Regions from separate parts of the Homo sapiens genome. Here region 2 is linked to region 1. A link is an interaction called in ENCODE POLR2A ChIA-PET data of the cell type or tissue named here. Cell type or tissue: PC-3. All regions are shown on one strand. Each heading gives the region's core, and the rest is flanking DNA. Links, peaks and the distances in the headings are about the cores only. Region 1 overlaps NMNAT1 (nicotinamide nucleotide adenylyltransferase 1). Region 2 overlaps UBE4B (ubiquitination factor E4B).

Region 1 (5,380 bases), core at 1-5,000:
ACATGGTAAAAACATAAGCCGCTTAGCCATTTACACAGAACTGACAAAGTTGATTACACCATAAATACCTTAGCACCTTCAGAGTCTCTTTCCACTCCTTCTGAAGACTTTCCCATGTATCAACTTCCACCCATTTAGAATTCTTGGTAGCAAGTTCTGCCATGATGACCCGGTGATAGGCAGGAATGAGTCCTTTCTTCTTGTAGGCATCACCAACAGGAGAGATGATGCCTTTGACAACTGTGTACCTTCCTAGATAAAAAGTTAGGTTTCACACTAGGTATAACAAATTAGACTTTATGCACAGGAAATATTACGATCAATATTATTTGTTTTGTTTTGTTTTTTGAGACAGAGTCTTGCTCTGTTCCCCAGGCCGCACTGGAGTGATCTCGGCTCACTGCAACCTCCGCCTCCTGGGTTGAAGCAATTCTCCTGAGTCAGACTCCTGAGTAGCTGGGATTACGGGCGCATGCCACCATGCTGGTTAATTTTTGTATTTTTAGTAGAGATGGGGTTTTTACCATGTTAGCCAAGCTGGTCTCCAACTCCTGACCTCAAGTGATCTGCCTGCCTCAGCCTCCCAAAGTGCTGGGACTACAGGCATGAGTCACCACACCTGGCCAATATTGTTTTATAATCACAGATTCTCTTTCTTTAGGGATTCCAGCTTATTAGCTGATCAATTAACTGACTGAAATTATGGTAAAATATACCCAAGCGTACAGTTCTATGATATTAACTGCAAACATGCTGTTGTGCAACCATCGCTCCTATCTATCTCCAGAATTTTCTCATCTTCCCCAACTGACACTCTGTACTTCACCTCATTCCCCTATACAGTTAAATTTCTATTGATATTGCCAAATTACTTTGTAAAAAGCCTTAATTTGTATTGTCCACCTAGATGTATGCAAAAGCCCATTTCTCAATGTCATAGGCAAATAGTGAGCTTTAGCATCCATCCATCCATCTACCTATCAGCATATTATATGATCATTTATGTAACAAAAAAATCGAGGCCAGGTGTGGTGGCTCACACCTGTTATCCCAGTGTTTTGGGAGACCAAGGCAGGAGAATCACTTGAGCCCAGGAGCTCAACACCAACATGGGCAAAACAGTGGGACCCAGTTTCTACAAAAAATTAAAAAATTAGGCCAGGCGCGGTGGCTCACTCCTGTAATCCCAGCACTTTGGGAGTTCGAGGCGGGTGGATCACGAGGTCAGGAGATCAAGACCATCCTGGCTAACACGGTGAAACCCTGTCTCTACTAAAAATACAAAAAATTAGCCAGGCATGGTGGCGGGCACCTGTAATCCCAGCTACTCCGGAGGCTGAGGCAGGAGAATGGTGTGAGCCTGGGAGGCGGAGTTTGCAGTGAGCTGAGATCATGCCACTGCACTCCAGCCTGAGCGACAGAGCAAGACTCTGTCTCCAAAAAAAAAAAAAAATTAGCCAGATGTGGTGGCATGCCTGTAGTCACAGCTACTCAGGAGCCTGAGGCAGGCAGCTCACTTGAGTCCGGGAGGTAAAGGCTGCAGTGAGCTGTGATCATGCCACTGTACTCCAGCCTGCCCAGCCAGGGTGACAGAGTGAGAACCATTTCCACAAAAAAAAAAAAAAATCTGTGTATACACACAAATGTTTGCATATAAATTCATACAAAGAAGAGTGGAAGGATACACATGAAACTGTTATGGTTATGCTATGTTATGGTGGCTCATGCCTGTAATTCCAGCACTTTGGGAGGCCGACGTGGGAGGATCACTTGAGAACAGGAGTTCAAGAGCAGCCTGGTCAACATGGTGAAACCCCATTTCTACTAAAAATACAAAAATGGGCCGGGCATGGTGCTGTGTGCCTGTAATCCCAGTTACAGGGGAGGCTGAGGCAAAAGAATCGCTTGAATCCAGGAGGTGGAGGTTGCAGTGAGCCAAGACTGTGCCACTGCACTCCAGCCTGGGCGACAGAGCGAGACTCTGTAGAGTCAAGGTTTCGCCACATTGGCCAGGCTGATCTCAAACTCCTGACCTCAGGTAATCTGCCCCTTCTGCCTCTCGAAGTGCTGGGATTACAGGTATGTGCCACCACGCCCAGCCTATTCATGCATTTTTTTTTTTTTTTTTTTTTTTTTGAGATGGAGTCTCGCTCTGTCACCCAGGCTGGAGTGCAGTGGCGACATCTTGGCTCACTGCAAGCTCCGCCTCCCAGGTTCACGCCATCCTCCTGCCTCAGCCTCCCAAGTAGCTGGGACTACAGGCACCCGCCACCATGCCCGGCTAATTTTTTTGTATTTTTAGTAGAGATGGGGTTTCACCGTGTTAGCCAGGATGGTCTCAATCTCCTGACCTTGTGATCTGCCTGCCTTGGCCTCCCAAAGTGCTGGGATTCCAGGAGTAAGCCACCACGCCCAGCCTCATGCATTGTTTATGAAAACTTTTAGCTGGGTATGGTAGCTCATGCCTGTGATCCCAGCACTTTGGGAAGCCTGAGGTTGGGAGTTTGAGACCAGCCTGACCAACATGGAGAAACCCCGTCGCTACTAAAAATATAAAAAATTAGCCGGGCGTGGTGGCACATTCCTGTAATCCCAGCTACTCAGGAGGGTGAGGCAGGAGAATTGCTTGAACCCAGGAGGTGGAGGTTGCAGTGAGCCGAGATCGCGCCACTGCACTCCAGCCTGGGCAACAAGAGTGAAGTCCATCTCAAAAAAAAGAAAGAAAGAAAGAAAAAAGAAAACTTTTAAAAAGCTGTGCCTGATCCTAGAGGTTTTATGTATGCTAAAGTACAAGCTTTCGCTTTTTGCCTTAAGTAATGGGAAACTCCTAAAGAAGATTAAGCACAGGCATGACAGAATCAAATTCCTTTTTTTGGGGAGGGGTGGTCAGGGTCTTGCTCTGATGTCCAGGCTGGTGGGCAAAGGTGCAATCATGGCTCACGGTAGCCTAGACCTCCCGGGCTCAAGCAATCCTCCTACTTCAGTCTCCTGAGTAGCTGGGACCACAGGCACATGCCACCATACCTGGCTAATGTTTACAATTTTTTTTGTAGAGATGAGGTCTCTCTCTGTTTCCCAGGTTGGTCTCAAACTCCTGGCCTCAAGTGATCCTCCCACCTCGGCCTCCCAAAGCACTGGGATTACAGGTGTGAGCCACTGTACCTGGCTGTATTTTCTATTCTACAGGCCATAGCCAGATGCTCAATTCTTCCCTCATACTTCACCCTCTTTTTTGGCTAAGAATTCACTGTACAAGGGAGCAGGACAGCATGTTTGTGCCCAGTCAATGAAATGTGTATTCTGAAACAGACCCAGTCATGCCGGTTCTCTAGTATTTTTTTTTTTTTTTGAGATGGTGTCTTGCTCTGTCTCCAGGCTGGAGTGCAGTGCAGCAATCTCAGCTCACTGCAACCTCCGCCTCCCGGGTTCAAGCGATTCTACTGCCTCAGCCTCCCGAGTAGCTAGGACTACAGGCACAGTGAATTTTCGTATTTTTTAGTAGAGACAGGGTTTTACCATGTTGGCTAGGATGGTCTCGATCTCTTGACCTTGTGATCTGCCCGTCTCAGCCTCCCAAAATGCTGGGATTGCAGGTGTGAGCCACTGCACCCGGCTGGTTCTCTAGTCTTAAGCCACTTTTGGTTACTGCTCCTACCTGTTCCATTCATGTAGTCCTTGGCCAGCTCAAACAACCTGAGGTGCATGTTGGTGATGGGATTGAATGAACCACAAGCAAGGAGAACCACTTCAGTCTTCTCGGAATTTTCCATGGTAAGAACTTGAAGTTGTTGATCTAAATGGAAAACTGTGACACCTCCCTTGTTGTCTACAAAGGAAAAAGAAAATAAATTCAGTTATGCATTTTTTTTTCCCTAAGATAAGGTCTTGCTCTGCCACCCTGGCTAGAGTGTAGTGATGCAACCACAGCTGACTGCACCCTCAAACTTCTGGGCTCAAGTGATGCTCCCACCTCAGCCTCTCAAGTAGCTGGGAACACAGGCACATACCAATAGGCTGGCTAATTATTTTAAAGACTAATTTTTGTAGAGATGGGGGTCTTGCTATGTTGCCCAGGCTGCTCTCAGACTACTGGTCTCAAGCAACCCTTCCACCTCAGTCTCTCAAAGTGCTGGGATTACAAGCATGAGTCACCACGCCCAGCCCAGTTATAGGTCTTTTGATGTCCTTCCACATTCTCATTCCCAATAGATGGATTAAAAGTATTTGGCTTTGGCTGGGCGTGGTGGCTCACACATGTAATCCCAGCACTTTGGGAGGCTGGGGCGGGTGGATCATGAGGTCAAGAGATCAAGACCATCCTGGCCAACATGGTAAAACCTCGTCTTTACAAAAAATACAAAAATTAGCTGGGTGTGGTGACAGGCACCTGTAATCCCAGCTACTTGGGAGGCTGAGGCAGGAGAATCACTTGAACCCAGGAGGCGGAGGTTGCAGTGAGCCGAGACTGTGCCACTGCACTCCAGCCTGGCGACAGAGAGAGACTCCATCTCAAAAAGAAAAAAAAAATTGGCTTCAATCATTATGCTAACTCTAAAAATGTTTCCACATCTCCATCCCTCCTTTTCAATGTGAATCTGCAACTTCTACCATGAAGAGATGGAAGTGACTTCTCCACATTTTTTGACTTGCTTTGGGCAAAAGAATGTGGCACAAGTGTTAGTGTGGAGGATGCCAGAACATGTGGGAGAGCACCGATGCTCCCACTGATAGACAACCACCCCACATGTGGGGAACATAGCCATCCCCGACCAGCCAACTACAGTCCATCTGCTCAGACACATAAGCAAACCCAAGTGAGATCAACCAAACCTGGCTCAGATCGTCAAGCCAACAAGCTGACCCTAGTCTCAAAAACAAAAAATTAGTGTTCATTATCATATGTCACTCAAGTTTTGTGATTGCACTATTGTGGCCACAGTTAATTAATACAACAATATTATCATCTACCAAATACAGCATTTTTGCCTTTTAGTCAACATGATAGTAACATCATAACTTTCCACTAAATAATAGAATATAATTTACAAACCTCTTTTTCATATCAGTTATTCCACTGATCCTTCCATAACCCTAATGAAGTAACATAAGGCATCCAATTTTAGGTTTTTATTAAAATTTCTTTTTTTTTTTTTTGAGACGGGAGTCTCACTCTGTTGCCCAGGCTGGAGTGCATTGGCGCGATCTCAGCTCACTGCAAGCTCCGCCTCCCAGGTTCACACCATTCTTCTGCCTCAGCCTCCCGAGTAGCTGGGATTACAGGTGCCTGCCACCACACCTGCCTAATTTTTTGTATTTTTAGTAGAGACGGGGTTTCATCATGTTAGATGGTCTTCATCTCCTGACCTTGTGATCCGCCTGC
Region 2 (5,380 bases), core at 152-5,151, 100 kb before region 1:
GACTGCTTGCCATGTGCTAAGCACGGTGCTGGGGGTAAGGGGATGAGCAACACTGGCAAGGCTCCTGCCTAACCTTACATTCAAAGGGAAGAGGAGATGCAGATCAAAAACAAAGAAATAATACTCCTGTTTGCAAGGAGGGTCTTAGCAGACGTAAGCAAGTTAAAATAAGCTCATACTCAATTACGGTGGTCCCTAATCCAGTGGCTGTCATAAGAGGGAAATTTGGACACAGACACACACAGAACGAAGATGGCCATGTGAAGACGGACGTGAAGACTGGAGTTATGTTGCCACAAGCCAAGAAATGCCAAGGACTGCCAGCAACTATCGGAAGGCAGAAGAAAGGATTCTCCCCTTATTGGGAGGCATCGCCCTACCAACACCTTGGCTTTGGACTTCTAGCCTCTAGAACTGTGAGAAAATAATACTGCTGCTGTAAGCCTTCAAAAGTTTTTGATAGGTTGTTACAGCAGCCCTAGGAAACTACAGAAGCAGATGGCACTGCAAGAAGCTGGGACTAGGCTGGGTGTGGCAGCTCACACCTGTAATCCCAACACTTTGGGAGGCTGAGGCGGGAGGATCATGAGGTCAGGAGTTCGAGACCAGCCTGGCCAACGTGGTGAAACCCAGTCTATACTAAAAATACAAAAATTAGCCAGGCGTGGTGGCAGGCGCCTGTAATCCCAGCTAATCGGGAGGCTGAGGTAGGAGAATAGCTTGAAACCAGAAGGTGGAGGTTACAGAGAGTCGAGATCATGCCATTGCACTCCAGCCTGGGTGACAAGAGCGAAACTCCATCTCAAAAAAAAAAAAAAAAAAAAAAGGCTGGGACTGCAGATGGGAGAAGCAACTGGAAGTGGAAGGACCCCCTACAGCTTCTCAATCCTTGCTTTAGTTACTTGCAACTGAAAACAGCCCAACTAAGAGGGCCACCAAATGACTGCTGCCAAGCACTCCTGGATGAAGGACTTTTTACCATGGGTGGCACCCCACCCAGTGTTTGTCTCTGTTAGCACTTCTTGGCCAGGCGTGGTAGCTCACGTGTGTAATCTCAGCATTTTGGGAGGCCGAGGCAGGTGGATCACCTGAGGTCAGGAGTTCGAGACCAGCCTGGCCAACATGGCGAAACCCCATCTCTACTAAAAATACAAAAATTAGCTAGGCATGGTGGTGGGCACCTGTAATCCAGCTACTTAGGAGGCTGAGGCAGGAGAGTTGCTTAAAACCAGGAGACAAAGGTTACAGTGAGCCAAGATCACGTCATTGCACTCCAGCCTAGGCAACAGAGTGAGACTGTCTCAAAAAAAAAAAAAAAAAGAAAGAAAGAAAGAAGCACTTTTTGAGTCTGGAACAAAAATCTCTCAATCACATTCGGTGGATAATAAATCTACCCATTAGACCTATGTCTAACTTCCAGGACCACAGAAAATAAACACAAGCCATCACCTTCCTCATGCCAGCTTTTTAAACTCTTTAACGGACAGCTATCATATTTTCTTGAAATTTCTTTTTCTCTTTTTTGAGACAGGGTCTTGCTCTGTTGCCCAGGCTGGAATGCAGTGGTGTGATCACAGCTCACGGCAACCTCCACCTCCTGGGCTCAAGCAATCGTCCCACCTCAGCCTCCCGAGTAACTGGGACTACATGTGTGCACCATCACGCCCCGCTAATTTTTTGTAGAGACGGGGTTTTGCTATGTCGCCCAGGCTGGTCTCGAACTCCTAGGCTCAAGGGATCCTCCCACCTTGGCTTCCCAAAGTATTATGATTACAGGCATGAGCCACTGCACCTGGCCTGAACAGAGAATAGATGTAACCTGTCTTAAGAGAGATTTTCTGTTTGTTTTTTCACTTATTTAGGAAATCATGAAAATCTGTTTATTCAACCCACCAAAGTATGGCTAATAATATCCAACTGTTTGTGATTATGAATAATGATGACTATGTGAGAAACATAATCAGGACTACTTAGCATAGAGGTACCCGGGCAAGAACTAACCGTTTAGGGAATGCCCAAGCCTTTCTGTTAGTTTGTGATAACAGCATATGGGCTGTTACACAGTGTTGCACTTATGCTTTAGTGGGGCCCCTCTGGCTCTACACTGAGAACAGACTCAAGTGAAGCAAGGGTGGGCATGAGATGACCAGTTAGGAGGCTGTTCCAGAAATCCAGGCAAGAGATGCTGGTGCCTTGGACCTGGGTAATAGCGGTGGAGGTGATGAGAAGAAACAGGTGGTGAGAATCTGGTCTGCTTCTAGTTTTCTGACAGGTCTAGAGCAGGGCCAAGCAAGCTCTAGTCCACAGGCCAAATCTGGGCTACTGCCTGTTTTTGTAAGTGAAGTTTTACTGGAACACAGTTACACTTGCTCATTTACATATGTTCTATGGCTGCTTTTGTGCTACAGAAGCAGAGATAAACAGTTCTAACCTCACAGCCTCCAAAGCCAAAAATATTTACTATCTGGCCCTTAACAGAAAGAGTTTGCCAATCCAGGTCTAGAAAACATGAATTGTCATTTATTGAGATGGAAACCTGGGAGAAGATAAAATGTGAGGCAACAGCAAAGCTTGATTTGGGGCATGCTAGCTGTGACATGCCTGTTAGACATCCAAGCAGAGATGTCAGGTAAAGCGCTGGATGTGTCAATCTGAGGTTCAAGGAGCAGGTCCACGTTGGAGATAAAAGCTTAGGAATCATCAAATGAGGGTAATTAAAGCCAGGACACTGGATGACAACAGTAAGAGAATAAAGCTGGATGGAAAGGACAAGAGGTTAAATATTGAGCCCTTGAATCCTAACATTTAGAAGTCAGGGAAATGAAAAGGAACCAGGCAAAGAGTGAAGAAGGAACAGATACAGAGAATGCATGAAAACCAGGAGAATGTGCTGTTCTGGAAGCCAAAAGAAAAACGTGTTTCCAGGAGAAGTGGGTGAAAGCCATGTCTAATGAGGCTGATGGGTCAGACCAGACAGTGACTCAGAGCAACCACAGAGCAACCACGGGAACCCTCGCCTGACTGCAGTTGATTCAGCAAAGAGTGCAAGGGCAGAAGGGGATGGAGAGGACAGGCAACTCATTCCGGAAGTTCTGCTGCAAAGGTTTTGGTGCAGAGATGTGGGGGAGAAGCTGGCAGGGGGAATTAGATCAAGAGAGTTCCTTTTGTTCATTCCCATGATGGGAAAAGTAATGGCATTATATAGGCTGTTAAAAAAAAAAAGGCCATATGAGATGGAAAATCTGATGAAGCAAGAGAGAGAAAGGAACTGCTGGAGTGAAGGCTGAGTAACTGAAGGGAGATGGGATCTAGGGTCCAAGCTTCAACAGCAGCAGGGACAATTTGTGCATAACAAGAACCAGGCGCACATACAGGTAGGCAGATGGATGTGATGACTGAGGCTGATGGAGGTTCCCTGCCTAGGTTCTGCCTGCATCTGTTTTCTCAATGAAATATGAGGCCAGAGTTAGGTGTGGTGGCACATGCCTATAGTCCCAGCTACATGAGAGACTGAAGCAGACGGATCATCTGAGCCTGGGAGTTTTAAGCTGTAGTGCACTAGGATCACGCCTATGAACAGCCACCATGCTCCAGCCTGGGCAACCCAGTGAGACCTCATCTCCAAAAAAAAAAAAAAAAAAAAAAAATAGAAAGAAAGAAATGGGAAGCCAGGCCACTAGCTGAGAGAGTGAGCATGGAGAATGAGGTACTGCACACTCGAGAAGGTATGAAACAGATCAGCAGAGTGAGTGAACTGGGAAGCATGGTGCAACAGCCTGCCAGTATCAAGGGTCTACCCGAGTTTGTGATCATGAATTTGATGTTGTTGTTGTTGTTGTTGTTGTTTTTGAGACAGAATCTCACGCCATCACCAGGTTGGAGTGCAGTAGCGCAATCTTGGCTCATTGCAACCTCCACCTCCCGGGTTTAAGCAATTCTCATGCCTCAGCCTCTCTTGTAGTTGGAATTACAGGCAGGTAGCACCACACCCGGCTTTTTGTATTTTTTTTGTGAGACGGGCTTTCACCATGTTGGCTAGGCTGATCTCAAACTCCTGACCTCAACTGATCCACCCACCTTGGCTTCCCAAAGTGCTGGGATTACAGGCATGAGCAACCACACCCAGCCATGTAATCATGAATTCGAAATGAGACAGACATTTCAAAAGTTTTCAATTAGTTCAAATGGTTCTGAGTTTTTCTATAGCCTTATTCCAGTGTAGGTGGGGAATGGGATTTAACCAAGATCCTGGTTTAAATAAGCAAGTAAGACAAAGTGAGAGAGGTTCTCTCCAGGACAGATTCCAGCATTCCAGGTATGGCCTGACCAGGGTGAGGCAAAGAGCACTGTTGTCAGTACTGTGTCCAAGGAAAATCACATTTGGAATCCTGAACCCATCAATCCTACCAGAAGACCATCAGAGCTTCTCAGAGACATACAGAGGAAACATTATAGGCAAGGATCTTCTTTATTACTAACAGATGTTTTGGTTGAACCACATTAGGTATAAACATTTATATATATCTATAGTCTACACTGATACCTAACGAGAAGTACAGCAACAAAAACTCTGCAAATACTTTTAATTGACACGATTCTAGATCAAGAAGACAGATGATTCAGAAGGCTATCAAATTATTAGATGATATTATGATCAATGCAGTTCTCTTAGCACCCCCTTTACGCAACTAGAATCCTAATTATAAAATAGTAATTATTATTATATGACAATAATACTATATTTGATAGAAAAGTTCACAGACAAAAGAGAGATATTTTCAAATACACAGTATGAGAAATATCATTTCCCAACAAAGACAGTCCTGGATATCAAGCATCAGCTCATTTATTATAAAGAAATAAACTTTTACTTTTTAATGAGATAGTTCTAAACATCCTATCAGGTAGTTTTATCCTCTGAAAAGTTAAAGAAAAAGTTCTGTGCCAATGCAGAATGAAGACGAGGAAATCTGCAATTAGAGGTGTTCATTTTGACCATTATTTTAATCTTGCATTTTCAGATTATTTTATCTTAAAACCATCAACCAAATTCATAAAATCAGCAGAACCAAATTCAGTCTTAATCATCTTGTCATCAGAGATAATACCTAAACCTGTTTGAAAAAAAAAAAGATGGAAGTTATGGAAAGAAAAGCAATTGGTTTAACAGATTGCAATAAAAAAAAAAGCGATAACACAACACATTGCAATGATATTTAAACTACTGCTTGGAGGATTTTAAAGAGCTGATGTCTGCTTCATTTTAATCTGTTCTGGAAACATCACAACCATCAGCTTAACAAAAAGCTAAGAAGAATTACAAAAGAGTCCCAGGTATGAAGCTTGGGCTTACCTGATGCACCTATTGGGGAGGTAGCTG

The links. ChIA-PET counts read pairs that join two places held together with the same protein. Peaks named below come from ENCODE experiments on the same cell type or tissue, not always from the same donor. Only the 100,000 strongest peaks of a DNase experiment are listed, where the experiment ranks them.
Region 2: POLR2A ChIA-PET joins it to region 1 with 10 read pairs; 2 of 35 experiments call an interaction of 5 or more read pairs at or near these places.

The regions. Positions count from the first base shown.
Region 1 is chr1:9,970,464-9,975,843 of GRCh38, reverse strand. It overlaps NMNAT1 (nicotinamide nucleotide adenylyltransferase 1), which reads right to left. Exons shown (of 5, transcript NM_022787.4): 2 at 3,656-3,826; 3 at 69-252. The coding sequence starts at 3,770. Among named protein-coding and RNA genes, the nearest start is that of MIR5697, 5.8 kb to the right of the region's middle. In PC-3, for the core only: no CTCF peak of the experiment used is centred there; no DNase peak of the experiment used is centred there.
Region 2 is chr1:10,072,188-10,077,567 of GRCh38, reverse strand. UBE4B (ubiquitination factor E4B) reads right to left here. Exons shown (of 28, transcript NM_001105562.3): 2 at 5,354-5,380. Among named protein-coding and RNA genes, the nearest start is that of UBE4B, 42 kb to the right of the region's middle. In PC-3, for the core only: no CTCF peak of the experiment used is centred there; a DNase peak (open chromatin) is centred at 3,007; H3K27ac peaks cover 1,299 bases.